2 separate regions of the Homo sapiens genome follow, and region 1 is linked to region 2. A link is a contact called in ENCODE Hi-C or POLR2A ChIA-PET data. All regions are on one chromosome and are shown on one strand. The core of a region is the stretch at or near the end of the contact, and the rest is flanking DNA. Distances in the headings are between cores, read along the strand shown.

Evidence for each region. A loop is a pair of places that touch in the nucleus more often than their neighbours do. ChIA-PET counts read pairs that join two places held with the same protein, here RNA polymerase II (POLR2A). Pooled maps may share reads with other maps.
Region 1: a pooled map shows a loop between it and region 2 (2.1-fold over the local background). The contact joins two enhancer-like sites. A Hi-C loop is called at or near these places in 4 of 50 pooled maps. POLR2A ChIA-PET finds 5 or more read pairs at or near these places in 3 of 52 experiments (T-cell, activated CD4-positive, alpha-beta T cell and activated CD8-positive, alpha-beta memory T cell).

The regions. Positions count from the first base shown.
Region 1 is chr6:130,180,759-130,185,385 of GRCh38, forward strand. SAMD3 (sterile alpha motif domain containing 3) reads right to left here. Exons shown (of 12, transcript NM_001017373.4): 6 at 3,680-3,865; 7 at 3,345-3,429. Among named protein-coding and RNA genes, the nearest start is that of SAMD3, 40 kb to the right of the region's middle. RefSeq lists an enhancer at 3,165-3,214. Within about 2 kb of position 3,378, at least 4 of the 41 ENCODE cell types and tissues checked have a DNase peak (open chromatin) inside an H3K27ac peak, as active enhancers do.
Region 2 is chr6:130,258,691-130,263,156 of GRCh38, forward strand. It overlaps a transcript of SAMD3 not described here. Among named protein-coding and RNA genes, the nearest start is that of SAMD3, 38 kb to the left of the region's middle. RefSeq lists enhancers at 1,673-1,812, 2,033-2,152. Within about 2 kb of position 2,266, at least 5 of the 41 ENCODE cell types and tissues checked have a DNase peak (open chromatin) inside an H3K27ac peak, as active enhancers do.

The DNA.
Region 1 (4,627 bases), core at 2,128-4,627, 77 kb before region 2:
TGCCAGGGATGCTACTAAATATACTTCAATGTACTAGACAGTCCCCAGCAGAAAGAATTATCCAGCCCCAAAGGTAAACAGTCAAGAGGTTGAGAAAATCCATGTTGTTAGGAGTATATGCATATCAATGTAGCATTCTTTCAACTTTTGTTCAGATTTGAAACTTTTCTTTTCTTTTTTCTTTTTCTTTCTTTCTTTTTTCTTTTGAGACGGAGTTCCGCTCTTGTTACCTGGGCTGGAGTGCAATGGCGTGATCTCAGCTCACTGCAACCTCGGCCTCCCGGTTCAAGCGATTCTCCTGCCTCAGCCTCCTGAGTAGCTGGGATTAAAGGTGCCCACCACCATGCCCGGCTAATTTTTGTATTTTTAGTAGAGAGAGAGTTTCACCATGTTGGCCAGGCTGGTCTCAAACTCCTGACCTCAGGTGATCTGCCCGCCTTGGCCTCCCAAAGTGCTGGGATTATAGGCATGAGCCACCGTACCCGGCCCCAAATTTTTCAAAATTAAGAGTTAAAAATAAACTTAGCCCTAAAAATAACCAAGTTTGTGCACCCTTTTTCTTTCTCCACCCCTGCCTCCCATTAATGTTCTCTGAAATTTTGTACATTTTCCACTGTAACATTAGAAACACAACCTCACACACACTCGCAGGGAGAATTTGGGTAAACATCCATCCAGGCACCAGAGTTTCTCCTTCTACTCTATGAGTGCAAATCTGAGCCCTAATCTGCTAAGCAATTTTGCACACATCTCTTTATCAGTTAACGGTCCTTAGTGAATGTCACTGGGAACAGATGTGGATAAAATGGACACAAGAGCAAAGAAAGCATTATTTGTTACTTTGTACATGTCTCACTTTGATAACCATCAAACTAAAGGTCAAAAGGTATTGAATCAATATGGATTTGCTTAGGTATATGCAAAGATTCTCTAGAGGGACTCTAATAGTATTGGTTACTTATGGGGAGGAAAATTAGGTGGCTGCAGAAGCAAGGGCGGGTGGGAAACTTTTCTATTTATACCCTTTTGTAGTTTTTGAATTTTGAGCTATGTAAATATGTAATTTATTCAAACAGTAAATGTAAATTTAAAAAAAAAACACAAGTTCTATCCTGGCTAACATGGTGAAAATCCATGTCTACTAAAAATACAACAAATTACCTGGGCGTGGTGGGGGGCACCTGTAGTCCCAGCTACTCGGGAGGCTGAGGCAGGAGAATGGCGTGAACCCATGAGGCGGAGCTTGCAGTGAGTCGAGATCGTGCCACTGCACTCCAGCCTGGGCGACAGAGCAAGACTCTGTCTCAAAAAAAAAAAAAAAAAAAAAAACCACAAGTTCTATACACAGTAACACTGATTAGACATTAAGTTGGTAGATGTATCTCCAGTGTAGAAGAAATTCCGAGAATCAGTTTTGTCAGCCATATTGACATGATTGTCAATGTTGGGATGCCAGGTTTGTGTAGTATTGTTGTTGTTGCCTTGTTTTTTTTCCTTCGCTTTGTTTTGTTTTTTTAGAGGAAATTCAGTTTCTTCTGTAGTGCACTTTATATGCAGCAGCATATTTTGGAAAGGATGTCATCCTAGAAGCAAGAATACCTGAATTCTAATCTTGGCTTCAATAACTATCATTTTTCCAGACATGGTATACAACATCTTTCCTCAGTCTGAGTGGTGAAAAAAACCTTTAATTACCTCTCCCACTGAGAAAATTCTGTGATTCTCTCCATATATAATGAACCTTTTCTTGAAAATACAAAAAAAGAAGGAAGAAAGGAAGGAAGGAAAGAAGGAAGGAAGGGAGGGAGAGAGGGAGGGAGGGGTAAATACAAATAAGGAAGGAAGAAAGGAAGGAGGGAAGAAAGAAGGAGGGAGGGGAGGGAGGAAGGAAGGAAGGAAGGAAAGAAGGATGGAAGGAAAGGAGGAAGGGAGGGAGGAAACAGAGCCTTAAAATGTCTTTATATTCATAGATAATTGGCATTTATCCTTTGTTGTTCTTGGAAATAATTGCTGAAATTCCATGTCCTTAAGAAAGCACAGCAAAAAATATCTTTTCACAGACATCTGAGACAGTAAAGCACAAAAAGACATCTATCTTCTTTAGATATGCCTACCAATGTGTATGCATATGGCATATAGAGATACAGGGAATAATAGACCATCTACCTTTTTGTATACATAGCTACAGTTCCTTGTAATTGTTCCTTAACTCATAAAGTTACAGCATCATAAACACTCAGTTTTTTATTAACTATTCTTAGGTACAGTTCAATAGTGTTGATTATATTCACATTGTTGTGCAATGAAGACAGTGGTCTTTGAAATCCAGGAGACAGGCAGGTTCAAACAGCAAACTTTGTGTTGAAACGTCAGCGGCAGTGGTTCTCAGCCGTGGTTGTACATTAGAATAATCCCATCCTCAAATTAATTCAATCTGAATCTCTAGGAATCCTAATGTGCAACCAGAGCTTAGAACTGCTGCCCCAGAGAATTGCTTGAACCCAGGAGGCGGAGGTTGCAGTGAGCTGAGATCGCGCCACTATACTCCAGCCTGAGTGAGAGAGCGAGACTCCGTCTCAAAAAAAAAAAAAGGAAAAAAAAAAAAAAGAACTGCTGCCCCAGAGCATCCTGAGGGTCTGTTTTTATCAGGACAGAAAGCAGAGATCTGACAGGGCCAGGTAAGGCTGGAGGCCCAGACCTCAAAGCCAGACAACAGCTCCACTGGGTCTGAGAAGGCAAGAAACACTTGATGACAGCTCCGAAGCAGGTGCAGCCATGTCTTTCTCTTTCTATGTGTCACATCTCCTAAAGACCCTTCCTAACCCTTAAAACCCTTAAGACTCTAAAGCGAACAGCTCAATTTTAGCAACTTTATATGCTTGTGCAACCATAATCACTATCCATTTTGGCCACCCTCAGCCCTAGGCAACTCCTGATCAGCTCTGTTGCACTGAGCTTCCAGTTTTGACAGGACAGCAACATGATGACAGAGAGAGACAAAGAAGACAAAGAAACACAGGGCAGAGAGAGACCAAGAAGTTATGAAAAAGGGAAGACAAGGAGACAGAGAGAGAAAGAGAGAGAGCCAGAGAGAGAGAGAGCGCAAAGTCAAGAAAGAAGCATGGACTAACAGAAAGTGAAAGACAGAAACAAAGTTGGAGAGAGATTAAAGAGACAAAGAGTCAGAAAAACAGAAACAGATAGACCTAGATACATAGACAGAATGAGAGAGAGAGAGAGAGACACCAAGAAAAGATGGGTGAAGCATAAAATTACTGGGCAACACAAGGCAATTATTTTAAGATAGTCTGAAATTAACAGGATGGTGCCATGTGGTCACTTACGAAGCCACAGCCATCCTCATCCAGGAAAGGGTGGGCCTGCAGCAGGGCATTAACCACGTCATTGTACTGCTGGGTGCTGGGGTACCTGTTCACCAAAACAAGGAGGATATGTTTCACTTCAAGCAAACCACATTCCTTCCTTTAAGATGAGTCTAATTACACTCATTTTTCTTCACATTTTTCTATATAACAAAAAGAGATTTAAATATTGGGCAATTGGGACCTATTACCAATATATCATCCACAATCTGAAGAGAGTTGATTCCACAGGAATTCTACTCTATTCTGAAACAGACCCTTTCCCAAAGCAGCAAGCTTGTCCTGTTGTCACTCACAGTGAGCCTTCCAGATACTTAGTCATGTCGGCCTGGAGAAACTCAATGATCCTTATCCTCATGCTGTGATCCGGGCACTTCTGCTCTGCTAACATGCATTTGACATCATAGGGAAACTCTGGTAAAACATAGGACTTCGTCCACTGTAATGCTTTGCTTCTTGCTAGAATTTGTTTCACATTTCTTCTGTGAAATAAAAACACACAAAGAATGAAATTCTATTCCAAATATATGCAGTTTATTAATTTGCTACATCCTGAGAACTTATGAAATAAACAACTTTCCTGAGACCCAAATATATGGAAGTCATCAAGCCATCTTCCATCCATTCATCCATCCACAAATGTTTGAAGGCTCATTAAGTGTCTTTGTCCATTCACACAACACATAAATATGTATTCTTTAGAAAAAGTCATAATAATATAGACTTTAGAATAAAGCCTGAAGTTGAAATGCATACTAATTCATTTTTCTTAAAGAGAAAATGTAATGCATAGCTCAAAACTAGACAATATACTTAACAAAAAGAAAATACATTGCAATTCAGCAAAGCAAATGAGGCCTACCATAAAGTCTTAGCACCTGTTAAGAAAATTCTTCTAATTAATTTATTCTGCTGTTGTTTATAATTAAATACAAGATCCACCTAATTTAGTTTGTCTTTGCCTATTTTGATAAGGTGAACTTAGTTTCCAAATTAAATATAAGTAACAGATATTCCGATTCTATCCAGATGAAATTTCTATGAAGGGCTACAGAAAACTATAACTACAGAAGGCAGATCAGGAGTTGCCTGGGGATGAGGGTGGATAAAATGGGTAGTGATTATTTGTTGTACAAGCATATAAAGCTGCTAAAATTAACTGAGCTATTCACTTTTTTATTTTTTATTTTATTATTATTATTTTTTAAGATGGAGTCTCACTCTGTCGCCAGGCTGGAGTGCAG
Region 2 (4,466 bases), core at 1,016-3,515:
TCTACTTTCTTTCACTGTAGATTAGCTTTCATTTTTTAGAATTTCTATATAAATATACTTTTAGAATTTTATTTTGGGAAGATTTTTTTAAATTAGGGATTGTTGTGGTTATATCCCACAGATTTGATGTTACCTTTTGATTATCATTTAGTTCAAATTTCTTTAAAATTTGGGGCAATTTGGGAGATTTTAGTGATTTTAGCAAGTAGATTATTAATAGTACTGAATAAGAGTAAACAGGAACTGAGGAAGTGGGAACAATTAGTGAGATCTACCATTTTATGACTTTTACAGTGGAAACAAAGGAAAGATATGAAGTAAGTTAGAAGAGAAATAGAGAGGAGGTGAGCTGGCCTAGCCCATACAGGTTGGTTATAGGTTCATGATGAGAGAGGATTAAGGAGAAATCTCAGTCTTAGGTTACTTTCCCAAAGGTTTTCTATTTAGCCAGTAATAGCAGAGCAAAGAAACCCTTAAGTTTTAGTCTGTTTTATGCTGCTATAAAGGAATATTGAGGCTGAGTAATTTATTTTTTAAAAAAGGTTTATTTGGCTTATGATTCTGATGGTTAGAAAGTTCAAAATTGGGCATCTGCATCTGGTGAGAGGGCCTGAGGCTCCTTCCACTCACTGTAGAGGGCAAAGGGGAGCTGATGTGTGCAGTGATCACATGGTGAGAGAGAAAGCAAGAGCGTGGAGCTCTTTTTAACAATCAGTTCTCTTGGGAATGAATGCAGTGAGAACTCACTCACCTGAGTGAGGATATTAATTTTTCATGAGTGATCAGCCTCCATGATCCAAACATCTCCCATTAGGCCCCATCTTCAACATTGGGAATAAAATTTCAGCATGAGATTTGGAAGGGACAAACATTCAAACCATAGAAACACATAAATGATCAAAAGATACAGTGAATAGAAACAGGCCCTTTACCATTGTCTCAGTACCCGATTTAGAGGAAAAGGCCTGCCAGGTCAGAGGAGCACAAAACCTGGACTCAATGTATTTTTTTTAACAAAACTTTTTATTTTGAGATAACTGTGCACTCATGTGCAAAGTTATAGGAAGTAACACAGAGAGAGCCTGCCTATCCTTTACCCAGATTCCTCTAGTGATAACATCTCACAAAACTTTAGTACAATGCTAAAAACAAGATATTGACATTAACTTAATCCACTGAAATTGTTCAATTTTTTTTTGTTTTACTTGTGCTCATTTGTGTGCTGCATTTAGTTCTCTGCAATTTTATCACGTGTTTCAGGTATCTACCACAGTCAAGATAAGAATAAGTACATCATCACAAGGATTCTTCAGTTTTTTGGCCATTTTCTAATTAGTCTTTTGAACTATTGAGTTCTTAGAGTCCTTTCTATATCATAGATACAGTCACATACTGCATAATAATGTTTTGTTCAACAATGGACTACATATAGTGAGAGAATAGAGACAGACCCTCTCATATTGTTTTATACTCAGAAAAGGAAAGAGAAGTGAAACTAAAGGCAGGTAGCCCGGTGCCTAGGAACCAGACCCAAAACCAAGGAACCAGACCTGAAACCAGGCCTGGGCCTGCCTGACCTAAGCCTGGTGGTTAAAATTCAACCCCAGACCTAGCAACTGATGTTATCTATAGATTCCAGACATTGTATAGAAAGACATTGTGAAACTTCCTGGTCTGTTCTGTTTCACTCTGACCACCAGTGCATGCAGCCCCTGTCACGTACCTCTTGCTTGCTCAGTTGATCACGACCCTCTCTCACGGACCCCCATAGAGTTGTGAGCCCTTAAAAGGGACAAGAATTGCTCACTTGGGGAGCTTGGCTCTTGAGACAGGAGTCTTGCCAATGCTCCCGGCTGAATAAACCCCTTCCTTCTTTAACTCAGTGTCTGAGGAGTTTTGTCTGCAGCTGGCCCTGCTACATTTCTTGGTTCCCTGACCGGGAAGCAAGGTGATTGGCGAATGGTCGAGGCAGCTCCTTAGGTGACTTAAGCCTGCCCTGTGGAACATCCCTGCAGGGGACTCCAACCAGCCCAAGCCATGCGGATCCTGAGAGCACTCCCGGGTAGGCATTTGCCCAGTGAGACGCCTCACCAGAGCAGTGTGTGGCAGCCCCCTGTGGAGGATCAACGCAGTGGCTGAACACCGGGAAGGAACTGGTACTTGGAGTCTGGACATCTGAAACTTGGTAAGACTAGTCTTTGGAACTTGCCTACTCTGTTTGAGTGGAAGTGTGGTCTGATGACCCACGGTGTACCTTTATCGGCACTTTGGTTTGGTTTTGGTTTTGGTTTTGACTCGGTTTGAATTGCTTGACAGGACTGGTCTTGGGAACTTGCCCACTCCATTTGAGTGGAAGTGTGGCCTGATCACCCACAGCATGCCTTTATTGGCACTTTGGTTTTGGTTTTGGTTTTGACTTGGTTTGAATTGCTTGACAGGACCGGTGTTGGGAACTTGCCTACTCCATTTGAGTGGAAGCGTGGCCTGATCACCCACGGCGTGCCTTTATCAGCACTTTGGTTTTGGTTTTGGTTTTGACTTGGTTTGAATTGCTTGACAGGACCGGTCTTGGGAACTTGCCTACTCCATTTGAGTGGAAGCGTGGCCTGATCACCCACGGCGTGCCTTTATCGGCACTTTGGTTTTGGTTTTGACTTGGTTTGAATTGCTTGACAGGACCGGTCTTGGGAACTTGCCTACTCCATTTGAGTGGAAGCATGGCCTGATCACCCACGGTGTGCCTGTACCAGCACTTTGGTTTTTGTTTTTGACTTGACTTGGATTGCTTGATACTTTGGTTTTGATTTCTGGATACTCTGATTTTGGTTTTGATTTTGATTTGGTGTAAACTGCAAAAGTGTGTGTGTGCCCTTTTTACCCATTCTTTGTTTTGTGGTGTGTGTGTGGTGTGAGCGTGGTGTTTTGTCTCGAAGAAGCATGGGTCAGGCACAAATAAGCTCACCCTACTAGGAACTATGTTGAAAAATTTCAAAAAGGATTTAAAGGAGACTATGTAGTACTATGACACCAGGAAAACTTAAAACTTTGTGTAAAATAGACCAGCCAGCATTAGAGGTGGGTTGGCCATCAGAAGGAAGCCTGGACAGGTCCCTTGTTTCAAAGGTATGGCACAAGGTAACCTGTAAATCCCGGGCATCCAGACCAGTTCCCATACATAGACACTTGGTTACAGCTGGTTTTAGATCTCTCCACAGTGGTTCAAAGAACTGCATTATAAGCCAGGCAGAGAGAGACAGAGAGAGAGACAGAGAGGAGAAAGAGAGAGGCAGAGAAAGAGAGGAAGAGACAGAGCCAAAAGGAAAGTCAAAGAGAGAAAGACAAAGTCAAAGAGAGATATATACAAGTAGTTAAGAAAAAAAAAATGGTGTACCCTATTCCTTTAAAAGCCAAGGTAAATTTAAAACCTGTAATTGATAATTGAAGGTATTCTTCGTAAGCCTATAACACTCCAATACCACTTTGTTGTCAGTGTAAACAAGGGCATATCTCGAAAGCACTGAGGCCTTCCTATCAAAAATCCTTGACCCAGTAACCTGTGGATGGCCCAAATGCATTCAATTTGTAGTGGCAACTGCTTTGCTAACAGAAAAAAAGTAAGAAAAAAAAAAACTTTTAGAGGAAACCTCATTGTGAGCACACCTCACTAGTTCAGTTCAGAGCTATCCTAAATCAAAAAGGCAAAAAAGTAGCTTACTAACTCAAAAATCTTAAAATATGGGGCTATTCTGTTAGAAAAAAAAAAAAGGAAATTCCCTTAACCCAGCAGGTTTCCTAACAAGGGATTTAAATCTTAATTACCATACAAAGGTCCAACCAGACCTAAGAGGAACTCCCTTCAGGACAGGATGATGGATGGTTCCTCCCAGGTAATTGAAAAAAAAAAAGGTTATAAAAGGAAATTCATGCAAGAAATGTTGTATAATTTAAAAGTAATTAGGCCTCCTAAATGTAAAACTATTAAAGAAACAGTTTATGTGCAAGGTATATAAAGAAATTAAAATATACTTCTAGTAGTAAGAATTATAAGGAGCCATAAGAATGTAAAGCTTTACCTACATTAAAAGGTTATAAATATGTATATTTTGTTTTAAAGGTTTAATCAAGTTTCAAAATGTTAATTGAAAAAAAATTCTGTGTGTAGACATTGGCCAAAGTTAAAGAGGTATCATCCAGTTTTTCTGTAAACTGGACATAAAAATAAAAGCATAACAGGTTTTCCTTAAAACACAAACCTGCTCTTTAGCAAAAATTATAAAAGGTTAAAAAGAATCTATAAAATCTTACCTTATAGTCAAATATTAAAAATTGGATAAATGTCTACAAGGTTTTATTAAAATTAGGTTTAACATTAATAACACACTAATATAAATGTAAAATTTAACTTATCTGGTATAAAAATCATACAGGAAGCATTGTTAAATGTAAAATGGTATTTGGCTTTCTTT